Regions from separate parts of the Homo sapiens genome. Here region 1 is linked to region 2. The links are chromatin loops, found by intact Hi-C in ENCODE. Cell type or tissue: left ventricle myocardium inferior. All regions are shown on one strand. Each heading gives the region's core, and the rest is flanking DNA. Links, peaks and the distances in the headings are about the cores only.

Region 1 (8,509 bases), core at 221-8,220, 78 kb after region 2:
TCCAGCCTGAGCAACAGAGTGAGACCCTGTCTCAAAAACAAACAAATAAACAAACAAACAAACAGCTCAAGGGTGGGCCCCAGACATGTGTAATTTTTTTTTTAAATTTAATTTTTAAAAGAGACAGGGTCTCACTATGTTGCCCAAACTGAAGTAGGCACTACAGCTTTGAACTCCTGAGCTCAAGCGATCCTCTGGTATCAGCCTCCTGAGTAGCTGGGACTACAGGCATGTGTCACTGCTCCTGGTAGGGGAATTTTTTTTTAAAGTTCCACAGGGGACTATGATGCACATCAAAGAGAGACAACCACAGGTTTGTGCTTTAACTAACAATTAAATAATAACTTGTAATTCTCTGCATACAAAGATGATGTTAATATCATGAGACAATATATTTACAGTTCCTGTTCCTGCTTGATCAAATAGCCTTTTCTCAATTCTTCTGCAAGGCTAACTTGAAGGTCTATTCATTCTCCAAGTAAAGGCAAATACGTTAGTTTCCCAGGATCATTCCCGGACCTGGGTTTGAGTTAAGGGACCTGCTTACATGTTCTATAGCACTCTGTTCTGTTTTTTCCTCTCTCTTGGCATTTATCAGTCCTGTAACTCCCTGCTAATCTTGTCAATATTCAACATGAGGCTAAACTCCATGAGGGCAGAGACATAGCTGTCTGGTTCAATATTCTACTTTCAACACTGAGCACAATTCCTGGCATTCTGCAGACACATAATATATTAAATTAATGAACTTTGTATAAAGAAAGAAGGAAAACACAGATTCATTTATAACCAACAATATGTATTTGCAAAAGAGCTGCTGAAGCTGGCACAATTAGAGACCATTACATTAAACATTTGTACCTCTGGCCTTATGAGGTATTGTAGTAACCAAGTTTCGTAACAATTTATATACTATACTGATTAAGAAATTTTTTACCTGGAAGTTTAAGCTTTCTACAGCAAGAATTACAGTGATGTTTTGCTCTGAAGTTTTTAATTGCATCTTCTCCTAGATTTGCTGGGCCAAAAACCATATCACAGGATCTGTAGAATTGGTAATTTTAAAAAAAACAACAAAAAAAAGGGGGCAGTTTATACAGGTACAAATATAAAATGTGAAATTATGCCTTAATGAAATAGTTAAAACTTATTACCTCTTTTCTTCTGCTTTTATCACAGATGGGTCAGTCAAATTTTCACCAACACCTTTATATGTGTATATAAAAAAGACAAATAATTTATATTATATAATTGACATAAATACTGACATCTGCATAATAAAAATCATCTTAAGAGATGTTATAGTATCATCAATCATTACAATGTTAAACTATTCAAAGGAGTGTAGTTCTTCTCTTTTGATATTTCATAACTTGATTTATGACTCTGGCATTCTACCAGGGAGAGGCATATCTCCTTGTAATGTGAACAAGAGTTAAACGTCAGAGTTGGTAGGTAGGCATTAAGTTCCTTATCCTACAGCACCAAGGATGCAAATACCTCCTTACTTGTAAAAGGTCTGGTCAATCTGCCCTTGTTTCATCTTAGTTAGCAAAGAACAATTTGGTACATGAAGGAATAATCCATAGGACTTTAAAAGTGTTTGGGATTGGCCAGGCGCAGTGGCTCACGCCTGTAATCCCAGCACTTTGGGCGGCCAAGGCGGATGGATCACCTGAGGTCAGGAGTTCGAGACCAGCCTGACCAACATGGTGAAACTTCATTCCTAAAAAAAAAAAAAAAAAAAAAAAAAGTTAGCCGGACATGGTGGGGGGCGCCTGTAGTCCCAGCTACTTTCGGGAGGCTGAGACGGGAGAATCGCTTGAACCTGGGAGGCGGAGGTTGCAGTGAGCCAAAATCGTACTACTGCACTCTAGCCTGGGCAACAGAGTGAAATTCGTCTCAAAAAAAAAACAAAAACAAAAACAAAAAACAAGTGTTTGGGATTTAAGGGAAAAAAACCACACACATTAACACATATCACATTTTCTTGCAAAACATTCATGTAACACAGAGTAAGATTGTGAAAATCTTTCTTCACCTCCAGCCCTCTCCAGAAGTATTATGATTAAATCCTTCCAGTCTCTTACATATTCATGTGTGTATATATAAACACATACACACACACACTTAACACCTACTGATATTTTGAATAATCACAAATATTTAACCCATTAGAGCAAAATCTAATAAAATGGTTCAATTTCACAAAAGGAAAAACCAGAATTAAAACACGATACTATTTTCCATCCAACAGAATGGCAAACATTAAGAATATTCCATACTGGAAAGACTGTAGAGAAGCAGGAACTTCCGTAGAAGGCTGAGTATGATTTCTGATAAGCTTTTGGGAAAGTACTCTGGCAGTTGTTATTAAAATTAAAATTGTACTAATCTCTTTTCTACACCAATTTAGGAACTTACTTTAAGGAAATAAAAGTAGCAGTGCATGAGAATGGTTTGCTGCAAGCACTGTTTGTAGAAGCAAAAAACTAAAAGTAGAGTGAATGTTTATCAACACAGATGTAAATCATGCTATAGCTGCTACACTATAGACTATCACGCAGCTTACTAAAGAAATAACTCTAGAAAATGCCTATGATATATCGTTAGGCAGAAAAAAAAAGTGGAAAAAAAAAAATCTCATGATCCCAGTTGGGGTAAAACCAACACAACAAAACAAAATAATAAAAAAGAGGGAAAAAAGTCTCCGTTTGTGTATATGTCTTCACAGAAGTAGAGAAATAAAAAAGATGGGAACACTTTGTTCTTTATATATTGCTACATTGTTTAACTTGTAATCATCTAAGATATTCCTATGTAAAAATTGTTCAATAAACATTATGTTGAGATGGAATCTACTCGGTGAAGATACCGTGAACATTGTTCAAATCACAAGGGATTTAGAATATACATAAACTTTGTTGATAAAGCAGCAGGGTTTGAGAAGGTTCACTCCAATTTTGAAAGAAGTTCCACTGTGGGTAAAATGTTATCAAATGGCACTGCGTGCTACAGAAGTCCTTCATGAAAGGAAGAATCAATCCATGTGGCAAACTTCACTGTGGCCAGAGAGTGGCTCATGCCCGTAATCCTAGCACTGTGGGAGGACTGCTTGAGGCCAGGAGTTCAAGACTAGCCTGACCCACCTAGTTAGACACCCATCTCTACAAAAATTTTTAAAAATTAGCTGCATGCAGTGACGTGAGCCTGTAGTCCCAGCTATGCAGGAGGCTGAGGCAGGAGGATGGCTTGAGCCGAAGGAGTTTGAGGTTGCAGTGAGTTGTGATTGAGCTACTGCACTCCAGCCTGGGCAACAGAAAGAGACCCTGCCTCTATTTTTTAAAAAAGAAAGAAAAAGAAATTGCTGCAGTCATCGCAAACTTCAGCAACTATCAGTTAGCAGTCATCAACATGGAGGCCAGATCCTTCACCAGGAAAAAGACTACAACTTGATGAAGGCTTAGATAATTCTTACTATTTTTTAACAATAAGGTATTTTTAAATTAAGGTATGTACACTGTTCTTCATACACAATGCTATCACACACTTTAGACTACAGTATAGTGTAAATTTAACTTTTATATGTACTGCAAATCCAAAAAATTCATGTGATATGCTTTATTGCAATATTTGCTTCGTTGCAGTAGTCTGGAACTGAGCCTGCAGTATCTCTAATGTATGCTTGTAATTTTTAAACTTAACTGGATTGGCCTAACTCATAATGGACATCAGAGAGTTTTTCACAACATACACCACCATAATCATTTTTATAAAGGTATGAACTACTGAAAAAAGTATAGTTGTTTTTACATAGATTTTCATTCTTGAGCTGAAACCTGTTTGCTTTTCAACAAATCTTTTATATTTATACCTGTACACTAAAGAGTCACTGAGTAATAAACATTCTAAACAATTGTTCTCATGTGATTTAAAATCTGGTCTGTGTTTACATTTGAAATTAAGTCTGCTCTTCAGGGAGAAAAATTATGGAAGCCATAATGAAGAGAAGAGCTGGCAACTTGCTCAATTTAACTTCCTTTGACTCACTGTGAAGCTCAGCAGACATTACTCCAAGCAAACCTGCCCTCTTGCAGTCACCATTTCTTTTTTTTCTTTCATATATATGAAAGTCTTTTTTCTTTTATATGTATGAAACACAGTCTATCTGCTAAGATGGCTATGAGCAATTTTTCCCTCTATAGATGCATATCGTTCTACCCATCAACTGCTGAATCTACTTCGCCTCCCCTTGAATGTGGGCTACCCTTGTAAGTTGCCTTGATCAGTAAAATGTGGCAGAAGGCATCTCAATCCTGGGCCTAGCCTTAAGAGGTTCTGCTTTCTCTCTAGAAGAAGCCAGCTGCTATGTAAGAAGTCTAAATACCTGAAACTACCATGCTGTGAGCAAGCCCAAGCTAGCTAGCCATGTAGACAGAGAACACTGAAGAACTGAGGAATTTAGTTGACAGTGAACAGAGACCTCAGACATTTGACTCCAGTCAAGCTGTTCAATGTCTCCAGCCATTCCAGTCTTTTGAGGTGACAGCAGAGAGAGACATTCCCACTATGTCCCATCCAAATTTCTGAATGAAAGAACTATAAGGAAATAAAATGGCAGTTGTTTTAAATCCACTAAATTTTTAGGTAGTTTAGTTCACAATAACAGGTTAACATAAACACCAGGAACAATAGAGGTATTTGTTATTTTTAAAGAAACGGTCTTTATACTTTTGAAATACTAGACTGCATATCTTAGAATAGGGAATTTTTACATGTTTTTGCTTATCAAAACATCTGTATTATCTTAACCATAATTTAGATAGCCAGGCCGGGTGTGGTGGCTCACTCCTGTAATCCCAGCACTTTGGGAGGCTGAGGCGGGCAGATCACAAGGTCAGAAGCTCAAGACCAGCCTGGCCAACATGGTGAAACCTTGTCTACTAAAAATACAAAAATTAGCTGGGCGTGGTGGCAGGTGCCTGTAATCCCAACTACTCGGGAGGCTGAGGCAAGAGAATTGCTTGAATCCGGGAGGCGGAAGTTGCAGTGAGCTGAGATTGCACCACTACACTCCAGCCTGGGTGACTGAGCAAGACTCCCTCTGGGGGTGGGGGAGGGGGCGGGGGAACAAAAAAAGATAGCCAGATTCTATTACTCAAGGCCCTGATGGCTATATGCTATGACTGTGATTAACTTGCTTTTTTATAGCTTCTATTGGCCTAAGATTTTATTTATCTATAAATTAGCAGATTCTGTATAACATATGAATAGGTGAGAACCTACTGCAGAATTTCACCTTAGCAATATTTTAATAAATTTACCTTGCAAATCAAGTACCAGTAACTCCCCTCTTGTATATTCGTAAGTCCAGTGGCTAAAGGCTAGCATGATCTCTTCCAGAGTATTAGTTGGAATAATCTCATCTCCATTATTATTGTTGTATTTTCTAAATTCTCCAGTCATACATTCTTCCACAGCAAACCACTGTCCTGCTGAATGGCAATACAGCAGGAAAACTTCAAGGAACCTTATAAAAAATAGTTATAAATATTACTAGCAGTTTTGTTAATAAAATTCTAATTGATCTACAAAATGGATAATTAAATATTCAACATCAAAAATGAAGGTCAAAAGGGACTGCTATCCATATAATAAAAGATCCCAGAAAAAAATTAAAGATTTACCTTGGAGAATATGGTATGGATTTGGGTTTCATTTGATTAAAGGCAAACGTAAGCTTTTGTGCTGCTCTCTGTTGTTGAATTTCCTATAAAAGGGAGGGTGGGGAGAACCCTTGTTTAATATTTAAACTAAGATTATATTTGGCTTATTGATATTTCAGAAGTTAAAATATAAAGCTTAAATTATGTTCCACTATTAAATATTCACTGACACTTACTCTCAGACAGAGATGCAGAACTGTATCTTCTTTGTAAATACTTGACCATGTATTAACCACCTCTGGAAGAAAAGATTTGATAATATAAAGATGCCCTGATTTGAGGATATCATGTTCTGACCAGGTACACTGTACTTTGACAGCTCTTCGTAAACCTCCTCCCATCTCCTCTTTGCTTAAAAACTCTATTTTGGCACAGAGGCCTAGTTGTGACCAAGAAGACATGCTGTTATTTAGTATGTTGGGTGAACTCTCTTCCAAACGATACACTGTGACAGGCTCCCCTGCAACACAAATGGAAAAAGTTTAAGATTAAATTGTGACTTTTTAAAAACGACAAAGTAAAATAAAAATTAGCAGGCATCTTTGATTAAGGAACAGAAGATAAAATGGACCAAGATGTAGTTTTATACAAAGAAATTTAATAGCAATAGGTAAGAAATCAAGGATACTTTCATAATATCTTTGAATTCATGTGTAATGTTAGGCATTTTTGAAATTCTGGCATTTTAGAGAAAACCTTTAAAAAAGCAACTAAAATTCTACACACTTCTGAATTAAACTTAGAAGTTAGAGCTGTTTCATGGACACTGTGATGTCAGTTTATATAAATTACTAGATAGTGGATCAAGAACTTTTTAGAATTAGAATATATTGTTGCTTCTGAATATGCCAGTAATGGAGAAACTCAATATTTCTGATGCTTCCCTTCTTCTATTCAAACATACCTCACCCTTGTGGTAGTCAGATTAATCAAGAATTTATTTGAAATTGATACTTCTTAATGTAATCCCACCCACATTCTATATTATAGCTAAAAATCATTAAAGGGTTAATTTTCACTTATTTATTTCTTTAATTTTTGGATTTACCTCTTGGAGGCACAGGTGTAAATGGAATGCTCTGTGATAACCTCATCAAGTTATTTCTTTCCACAGCTGCATAAAAATGAGAGAGAAATAATTAAATCTGTAAAGGTCCAAAATGCTATTAAATTTTGTTTTTAATATTACTGACCTGAATAATAGTAATTTGTATCCATAGCTGGCTTAAATGGAGAAGTGAGACCTAGAATGGCAAATAAACAAACGAGACCATTTAAAAAGTACTAGTACAGCAAAAATTTTAACCCGGATAATCTCATAAAATCATTTTGAATTTCCATAGTGTAACTGTTCCTCACAAAAACAGAAAAATTAGGGATAAAATATGTCCACTGTGCTATATTACCCTATTTCATTATGCCAGATTAGTGACAGCTGTGCATTTAGACACCTACAAGTGAAGAGCACATTATGCTGCACACTATCCTAACTCCTGCCATAAACTCACTCCTCCCATACCTCCCATTCAGAAAGAAAAATCTCTCTTTGATTCTGATGTTTGGGGGTTGGGGACTGTAGCCATGTAAATATTTTAGCAGGTCTACCATGAGAAGATGAACTTCTGGAATGTGAAACATACCCATCAAAAGCCCTTCCCCCATCTTTTTGTGTGTGTGTGTGGAATTGACCTTTAAATGTTGCAAGAAGACAAAGACAAGTCAAATCTGCTATGTGCTAAGTTTCTAGAACACAAATAAAAAGAAACCTACTGTCTTGCAGGAAAAGGAAGTTAGCCAACAGTTTTAATACTGTATAAAAATATACTTTAAAAATGTGTATATACACATACATGTGTGCACATACTGTACGACTATATAGGAGTACCTAATGCCTTTTGGTTGAGAAGACGTCAAAGCTATCTCAGAGTAAGAGAAGGGGGAAGATTGACCTATAGTGCTTTTTGGACATACATCCACCCAGATGTCACTCCAAAATATTCTAATTCTGTAGGTATGTGTCATCATAGAAATGATTCTCTACAAATGATTTGAATATGCAGCTAAGACTACAAATTAATGGGCAAGAGTACAGGGATAACTGCAGGAGGTGAAGCTACAGAAACAGGGAATATCAAATTGTTAAGAGGAGGCCAGGCACAGTGGCTCACACCTATCATCATTAACACTTTGGGAGGCTGAGGTGGAAAGACTGCTTTGGGGCCAGGAGTTCAAGACCAGCCTGGATAACATGGCAAGGCCCCATTATCAACAAAAAAGATTTTTAAAATTAGCTGAGCAAGGTGGCACCCACCTGTAGTCCTAGCCACTCAGAAGGCAGAGGTGGGAGGAATGCTTGAGCCTAGGAGGTTGAGGCTGCAGTGAGCAAAGTCTGTGCCACTGCACTCCAACCTGGTGACAGAGAGATCCTGTCTTTGGCAGGGGAGGGGGCGGGAGGCGTGGAATTAAGAGCCTAAAGTGTGTGTGGGGGGGTAATTAAAAGCCTAATATGTCATGTTAAGGAAGAACACTGGATTTCATTAAACAACAATGGGGAAAAAATGTAAAGTGGAGGAGTGACCTTTAGAAAAATCAGGCCAGGTGCGGTGGCTCTCGCCTGTAATCTCAGCACTTTGGGAGGTGGAGGTGGGCAGATCATGAGGTCAGGAGTTAGAGACCAGCCTGGCCAACGTGGTGAAATCTCGTCTCTACAGAAACACAGAAATTAGCCGGATGTGGTGGTGCATGCCTGTAATCCCAGCTACTCGGGAGGCTGAGGCAGGAGA
Region 2 (8,509 bases), core at 78-8,077:
TTATACACTTGTATTTGCTAAGGAATTTTAATTAGGCTCTTTTAAGCCTAATCCTAAGTAAGTTGAACACATCCTAAGAAAGTTGAAATTTTTTCTTCCTGAGAACTTACCCTGCCAGGTGCAGACTTATTCGAAGGAGCTTTTAAAAATTCTATTAATCTTGTTATAGATTTTAGAGTTCATTATAATAACTAGTGAGATTTAATTTCTTCTTGAATCATTCTTAAGTGTGTTAATTTGATAATGTTTTAAGGACTGTATGCTGTTTGTGTATTTTTTTATATATTGAACAGAAAAAGCACACGAGTACATGCACCTGAGTACAGGTAAAGAGGAGCTGATTGAAATATAGTTTAATCTGTTCTCAGTATTACTTTTAGGGGTGGAAGAACGTTAAGGATTAATTAAAAAAGAAAAAAGACCTATCAGTTAAGATTTTCCTTATGCTTCAGCAGTTCTAGTAGTTCCACATATAAATCAAACACACCATATTACAGAAGTCTAGAAGGCATTCTCTGCCCCAGCACTGTCCAGCAGATCTTTCCATGGTGATAGAAATGTACTGTATCTGTGCTGTCCAGTATGGTTTGTGTCTACTTTGAAACGTGATTAGTGCAACTAAGGAATTTTTTTTTTTTGAGACGGAATCTCACCCTGTTGCCCAGGCTGAAGTGCAGTGGCATGATCTCAGTTCACTGCAACGTCTGCCTCCTCAAGCGATTCTCCTGCCTCAGCCTCCTGAGTAGCTGGGACTATAGACGTCCACTATCATGCCCAGCTACTTTTTGTATTTTTAGTAGAGACGGGGTTTCACCATGTTGGCCAGGCTGGTCTCAAACTCCTGACCTCAGGTGATCTGCCCACCTCGGCCTCCCAAAGTGGTGGGATTATAGACAGCCATTGAGCCCAGCTGGAACTGTATTTTTTTACTGTGATTGTGTATCCATCCGTGAATAGTCAACACACTCTAGAATTTAAGTAATAGTACCCAAATAACCTCTGCTTCCCTTGATATCTACTCCACGGTATGGTTTTTTTTGTTTTTGTTTTTATTTTTTTATTATTCCTCATTTGGCATTCTGGGTGAGTTCAAACATTTGATAATGCCAAACTTCCAGGGATCATTTAAAGGAGTTTAAAAGAGCCTTCTCTACTAGAGCTCCTAGTTCATGAGAAGTGAGATAATCTATCTCAAGGTGTCTCTAAGAACCATGACCCACATTAAGAGGTTAAAGGTATGTGTTTCATGGGAAGGTCTGAGACCTTAGTCGTATGACTAATGTTAACCTAAATATTAAATGTCCTGGAAGGCCCAGCATCTTATGAGTTAACATATTAACTGTTTACAAGATGCCTGTGGTACAGGTGCTACAGTTTGCTGCCATTTATAGTATAGAACCTTAATTTCATATGCTCAGCATTTTAAGACATCTTGTATCCTTTTTCTTCCTCAGGCCAACATGTTATCCTAAAGCTGAGATCTCAAGGCTTTCTGCTTCTCAGATTCGGAACCTCAATCCTGTTTTTGGAGGTTCTGGACCAGCTCTTACTGGACTTCGTAACTTAGGAAATACTTGTTATATGAACTCAATATTGCAGTGCCTATGTAACGCTCCACATTTGGCTGATTATTTCAACCGAAACTGTTATCAGGATGATATTAACAGGTAAATACATGTCATACTTTTTGCATTATAATGCTAAAAGGATGATCTAACCATATTTACTGTCTTAGTCCATTAGTTTTCTGCTGCTATAACAAAATACCTAAGACTAGATAATTTGTAAAGAACAAAAATTTATTTTCTCTTAGTTCTTGACTGGGAAGGCCATCGTCTAGGTGCCGGCATCTGGTGCGCTTTTTTGCTGCATCCTCACAGGGTAGAAGGTGGAAGCGAAAGAGGACAGACTCGTCCTGTCGAGCCCTAAACGGCACCTAATCCTGTTCACCCGGGAGGGGAGCCCTCATGGCCTTATCACCTCTTTAAAGGCCCCATCTCTTAATCCTGTCACATTGGCAACACCTGAATTTTGGAATATTTGACGTGAATCTGGTGGTAACCTATGAATAAGTAAGCATTTTGGTGTAGGGCTACAGTATGTGAATAATTTCATGTTGACATCAAGAACCCATTTTACCTTTCAAACCATAGTACTTACCACTCAGCTCCAGAAAAGTCAAATTAGGAAAGGGGAAAATATCTTTATCCTTAGGAATAATGAAGGCTGGGCATGGTGGCTCACACTGGTAATCCTAGCACTTTGGGAGGCTGACGTGGGCAGATCACTTGGGGCCCAGGAGTTTGAGACCAGTCTGGGCAACAAGGCAAAACTCCGTCTCTACAAAAATTAGCTAGGTGTGGTGATACATGCCTATAGTCCCTGCTACTTGGGAGGCTAAGGTGGGAGGATCACCTGAGCCCAGAAGGTCAAGGCTGCAGTGAGCCGTGATTGTGCCGCTATACTCCACCAGCCTGGGTGACAGAATGAGACCCTATCTCAAAAAAGAGTAAAGCCTTCTCTGATTAGTAAAGGACAGACAGGATGAGAGCAGTGCCAGAAGGCAGAACCTCGCTGTCATGAACTGGAGCCTGTTGATGATGAGGAGACCATGCAGGGCTTGCAGCCAAAAGAAGGAAGCTGAAGGGATGTAAGCAAGTCAGATTCAGATGAGAATCTGGTGGTGAGCCTGCAAATAAATAAGTAGTTTAATGTAGTGCTACAGTATGTGAATAATTTCATGTTGACATCAAGAATCTACTGTACCTTGCTTAACTTTTAAATTTCCTTTATTGTCTTTTGTAACAACTTTTATTTGCACAGGTCAAATTTGTTGGGGCATAAAGGTGAAGTGGCAGAAGAATTTGGTATAATCATGAAAGCCCTGTGGACAGGACAGTATAGATATATCAGTCCAAAGGACTTTAAAATCACCATTGGGAAGATCAATGACCAGTTTGCAGGATACAGTCAGCAAGATTCACAAGAATTGCTTCTGTTCCTAATGGATGGTCTCCATGAAGATCTAAATAAAGTAAGAAATTTGATTTTTCTAAGTTGCAGAGACTCTTTAGGGTTGCTCAGTAGCACTGTATTTTTATAGCAGTTTAAAATTCTAGTTGGTGATAGTTCAGTGCTTGTTTATTCAAATAGTGACTGTATAAGAGAATTATAAAACATCAGGTAAGTGTAATATTTGAAGCATATACAGTTGGTATTTACTAATTAACAAGCAGTATTGCTGAGAAATTTGCAAATGTTAAAATAGTTATTGGCGTTTGTGACCCACATGTATGTGAAAGTAAAATCATAAACAAATGATCTTATAAAAGATTATAGACAGTTTGAGCATTTTTATTGTATGTTATGTTTATATAATATGTATATGTTATTGTACATATCCTTATTCTTTTCTTTTTCCCAGTCCCTTGCTGAAAGTGGAACATGCCTTTATTCTTACACATCCTTCTAAAATAAGAATTACTTGGCTGGGCACAGTGGCTTATGCCTGTAATCCCAGTACTTTGGGAGGCCAAGGCTGGTGGATCACCTGAGGTCAGGAGTTTGAGCCCAGCCTGGCCAACATGGCAAAACCTCGTCTCTACTAAAAATACAAAAATTGGCTGGGTGTAGTGGCATGTGCCTGTAATCCCAGCTACTCAGGTGGCTGAAGCAGGAGAATCGCTTGAACCTGGGAGGCAGAAGTTGCAGTGAGCCGAGATTGCAGTGACCACTGCACTCCAGCCTGGGCGACAGAGTGAGACTCTTTCTAAAAAAAAAAAAAAAAAAAATTACTCCATGTAACCAAATGACTCATGTGACTAGTTATTATAAAGGCATGTATGTATACATAAATGACCACCCTCCATTTACATACTACAACTTCTTTTTAGCACTTTTTGTCTCACATATTTTGGGGTCACCATTCTTAACCACTGAACAGATATATATATATATACACACACACCTACACAAAAATATTTGTGTATATATATATACGTGTATATATACATACATATATACACATATATATACACATACATATATACATATATACGTGTATATATACATACATATATACACATATATATACACATACATATATACATATATAGAGAGAGAGAGGCTAGGGCAACAAAATTATATATGTCCAGTTGTAGCCCTAATTCCCAGCTATATGTGGGATATCTTTTCTAAAAACCAAACTTTTTAGCTTTTTCTTTTTTTAGTAGAGATTGGAGGGGGGGGTCTCACTATGTTGCACAAGTTGGTCTCGAACTCCTGGCCCCAAGCAGTCCTCCTGCCTTGGCTTCCCAGAATGCTGGGATTACAAGCATGAACCACCACATCTGGCCCTTTTCAGCTTTTTAAATAAAAATTTGGGAAATTTCAACAAGTCACATTCCTTCAATAAAGTGAGTGAGTTTTTTTTGGTATTTTTGGCTAGAATTATTTTTTGCCACACTCAGTGAGATCAGAACTCCTTTATGAGAACTACAGGTGTTTCTAAATCTGGCAAGTGTTTGTATTCACTTTTATTCTTTCAATTTAAATGTTTTCTTTGAGATATTAATATAGAGCTTAAATCATTTTATTTCCAGGCTGATAATCGGAAGAGATATAAAGAAGAAAATAATGATCATCTCGATGACTTTAAAGCTGCAGAACATGCCTGGCAGAAACACAAGCAGCTCAATGAGTCTATTATTGTTGCACTTTTTCAGGGTCAATTCAAATCTACAGTACAGTGCCTCACATGTCACAAAAAGTCTAGGACATTTGAGGCCTTCATGTATTTGTCTCTACCACTAGCATCCACAAGTAAATGTACATTACAGGTAAGTTTAAGAAGTAGAGAGAAAATGATTTATTGGATAAAAATGCTGTTTTTATGGATATAGAGATGTAAATTTCTGGTCTTTACCCTTACAAACATTTTATCAGTAAAACTCGGCCGGGCGCAGTGGCTCATACCTTGTACTCCCAGCACTTTGGGAGGCCGAGGTGGGCGGATCACGAGGTCAGGAGATCGAGACCATCCTGGATAACACGGTGAAACCCCATCTCTACTAAAAATACAAAAAATTAGCCGGGCGTGGTGGTGGGCACCTGTAGTCCCCGCTACTCAGGAGGCTGAGGCAGGAGAATGGCGTGAACCCTGGAGGCGGAGTTTACAGTGAGCTGAGATCTCGCCACTGCACTCCAGCCTAGGGGACAGAACAAGACTCCGTCTTAAAAAAAAAAAAAAAAAAAACCTTTTATCAGTAAAACTCAATATAAATTCTGTTTTATAATTAGGCCTATGTAGATTAGAAAGAATTAGAAATTTCTTTTTTAAAGATACCTTTATTAAATATTCTTTCAGGATTTCAGGATTGTTAGTATGTTTTTAAAAAGTTTTATAAGTTAATTTGGAAAGTTGTCTGTTGACTAACTTAGGCCTACTTTTCATAAGCATTTGCTTTACATGGGGATATCAAATAAATATCCTGTTTTCCATGTATCAACAATGTTTCTTATATAAAAGCTTGTTGATACCTTTAGTCTTAAAGTACCTCCAGAATGTCATTTCCTCCAACAGGGTTTCTCTGATTGACCAGGTTAGGGGCTTTCCTGTGTCCTGTCACAACACACTGTAGGTAGCACTCACCACACTCTGTGCTGTCATTGTTCACTTGTCTATGCTTCTCACTAGATCACAAGCTTTGGGAAGGCAGGAACTCTTTTGTGTAGATTGCTGTTGAATCACTGGTGCCTGCAGAGTGACTAACTAAATAGGTGCTCTCTGACATTATTGAAGAATCGAATTAACGAGTATCTGCTACTTGTTTTTTTCTGCCAGGATTGCCTTAGATTATTTTCCAAAGAAGAAAAACTCACAGATAACAACAGATTTTACTGCAGTCATTGCAGAGCTCGACGGGATTCTCTAAAAAAGATAGAAATCTGGAAGTTACCACCTGTGCTTTTAGTGCATCTGAAACGGTAAAGGGGAAAGTTTGTCCTCCTGTTCAGTGAAATTAAATGAGGGAATTTTAAGTTCTGTGTAATTTATACTTGTTGTACTGCCTGCCATGGGCACATAACAAAGGGCGATTATCTGGTTACAGTAGATCTAGGGAAATAAAGCAGAAATGAGACTGTTAGTTCACCTCAGTGTTTTCAGTACCACAGCAAAATGACAATACCACTATTTCATGTAATTCCTTATAATTTTAAATAATTACAAAGCATCAAGTGAAAATGTATAAAAATATTACAGTATAATTCAAACAAATTAGCACATGAAATGTAACATTCAAACAGCAGACTAAAGCATAACAGACTTAGTTATGTGTTAAATAAAATTTATAATTTTTAAAGTATTTTAATGATAAAATATGTTAACGATACCATTAAGTGCAGAAATAATTTCATCCAGATTTTTCCAATTGATGGAAAAGATCTAGTCCTATAATAGAAGGAATAATGACAAGAGTTATAAAACACGAACCAGATCTTTTGCTGATTCTTTGGTCTTCACATAATCACATAATCCATGTAACTCAAGAACTTTGAGTTGATTATTTGAAAAACTTTTTAAAGGAAGTTGCACTTTTTTATTGAGAGCTGTAATTTTTGTGTCAAAAAAGCATTTCTGTTAAAAATGTTTTATCTTGTATTGAGATTCTTAGTTCCATATATTAATTTCCAAATTTACATGTTCAGATTTCTCTTGTGTAAATTTTTCTAACAAAAGCTAGTTTTTTCCATTGTCCTAGTTGAGGATTCTGGAAGTATAAACATTCTATAAGTGATTACACATTTGCTAAAATTTTTAATGCTGAATATTTTCAAAATTATGAAATAACCATATTACACCAACCAAGATATCATTGTTTTGATGTTTAAAGGAGCAGAATATGCCAGAATAATGGAATGAATGACATTATTTTAGTCAGTAGTCTCCTACTCTCAATTTCTGGCTCTAGTTTTCTCTGAAGTACAAGCTTGACTCGAGAGCAGCTGTCATTCTTTCTTTTGTGGTGGTCAGCATTATAAACATGTGGGTCTTACCTTCCTAGAAGACTCATGTAGCAGTTGTAGCTGGACCAGAGTATAGTCCTACCTCTACCATTCTGGCTGTTTGACCTTAGGCACATCATTAAATATCCATATGCCTCAGTTTTCTTGTTTGTAAAATGGAAATGAAGCCAAATGTCTTTAACAGGTTCCTCTACTACTAAAATTCCAAGTCTTTGTATTTGAAATGGATTTTACAGTCCTGGCTAAAAATCTAGATGTTAATGAATGAGGATTCATCCTGGTATCTTCCTCTGTCAGTGTAATTGTAATGTTTTGTTCTGCAGTTTTTCCTACGATGGCAGGTGGAAACAAAAATTACAGACATCTGTGGACTTCCCGTTAGAAAATCTTGACTTGTCACAGTATGTTATTGGTCCAAAGAACAATTTGAAGAAATATAATTTGTTTTCTGTTTCAGTAAGTATCTCTTTGAACTGAAGACTTTTTGTTTCAAAGCAAGTTTAAAAAAAGTTTTAAGTGGTTTCCTACCTCATGGAAGAGTAAGAACAACATAAAGCTTTGAAACTATTGGCGTATTTTAAATAACAATTTTAACTGAATTGATTTTTTTTTCTATCTTGTTTGGCACAGAATCACTACGGTGGGCTGGATGGAGGCCACTACACAGCCTATTGTAAAAATGCAGCAAGACAACGGTGGTTTAAGTTTGATGATCATGAAGTTTCTGATATCTCCGTTTCTTCTGTGAAATCTTCAGCAGCTTATATCCTCTTTTATACTTCATTGGGACCACGAGTAACTGATGTAGCCACATAAGGAGACATAGGTTATAAACTAGTTATCTTTTAAAAGGCTCAGCAACACAACTCTTGAAATGCTTATCAGGATAATGGTAGCTATAGCTGGCCATTTAGAGGAATTCTAGGACAGTGGGAGCTGTGTTACTAGCACTATATAATTCCGGTCAGTGCTGACAAATAACATTTAACAAGTATTGCAGTAATCATCACTTACAGGTACCATTTATTTCAAAACAACTTTTTTAGTCTGCTCCAAAGTTAAAATAATTAACTAGCTAAGCATTATTATTCGACTGGTCTAAAAACTATTGTTATCTTTTTTTTTTCCTTTTCACTGTTATGGCCTTTTCACATTTCTAAATCCCATCTTGATATACTATGAATACTCTAGAATGATGTAAAGCAGATAGGAATGTATGTGTACATATTTATTGCATACTTGCACATCAAATCGATGTACATAGTTTAACACGTGGTCCTTTTGTGAAACCTAGAACTCAGAGGATTGCTTTTTTTCTTTCAGCCTATTTTGAGTTAACTTCAGTGCTTTCTTAGGGAAATGACAGGGCAAAGCAATTTTTCTGTTGGCTTTGGGCTGTATTTGTGCACTAAATCTTTATTCTAAAAAAAAAAATGGAAACTTTAATTTTTTTAAAACGAGAATTTCATTTACAGCTACATTA

Evidence for each region. Hi-C counts contacts between places; a loop is a spot of excess contacts. Peaks named below come from ENCODE experiments on the same cell type or tissue, not always from the same donor. Only the 100,000 strongest peaks of a DNase experiment are listed, where the experiment ranks them.
Region 1: a loop joins it to region 2, with 2.3 times the contacts of the local background. A loop is called at or near these places in 18 of 110 quality-filtered maps.

What each region holds. Positions count from the first base shown.
Region 1 is chr15:50,568,950-50,577,458 of GRCh38, forward strand. TRPM7 (transient receptor potential cation channel subfamily M member 7) reads right to left here. Exons shown (of 39, transcript NM_017672.6): 32 at 6,920-6,970; 33 at 6,775-6,840; 34 at 5,903-6,186; 35 at 5,688-5,770; 36 at 5,325-5,530; 37 at 1,155-1,206; 38 at 938-1,044. Among named protein-coding and RNA genes, the nearest start is that of USP50, 27 kb to the left of the region's middle. In left ventricle myocardium inferior, for the core only: no CTCF peak of the experiment used is centred there; a DNase peak (open chromatin) is centred at 5,061.
Region 2 is chr15:50,491,247-50,499,755 of GRCh38, forward strand. USP8 (ubiquitin specific peptidase 8) reads left to right here. Exons shown (of 20, transcript NM_005154.5): 15 at 1,455-1,667; 16 at 2,824-3,034; 17 at 4,602-4,838; 18 at 5,843-5,985; 19 at 7,350-7,482; 20 at 7,657-8,509. The coding sequence ends at 7,842. It also overlaps a transcript of USP50 not described here. Among named protein-coding and RNA genes, the nearest start is that of USP50, 51 kb to the right of the region's middle. In left ventricle myocardium inferior, for the core only: no CTCF peak of the experiment used is centred there; no DNase peak of the experiment used is centred there.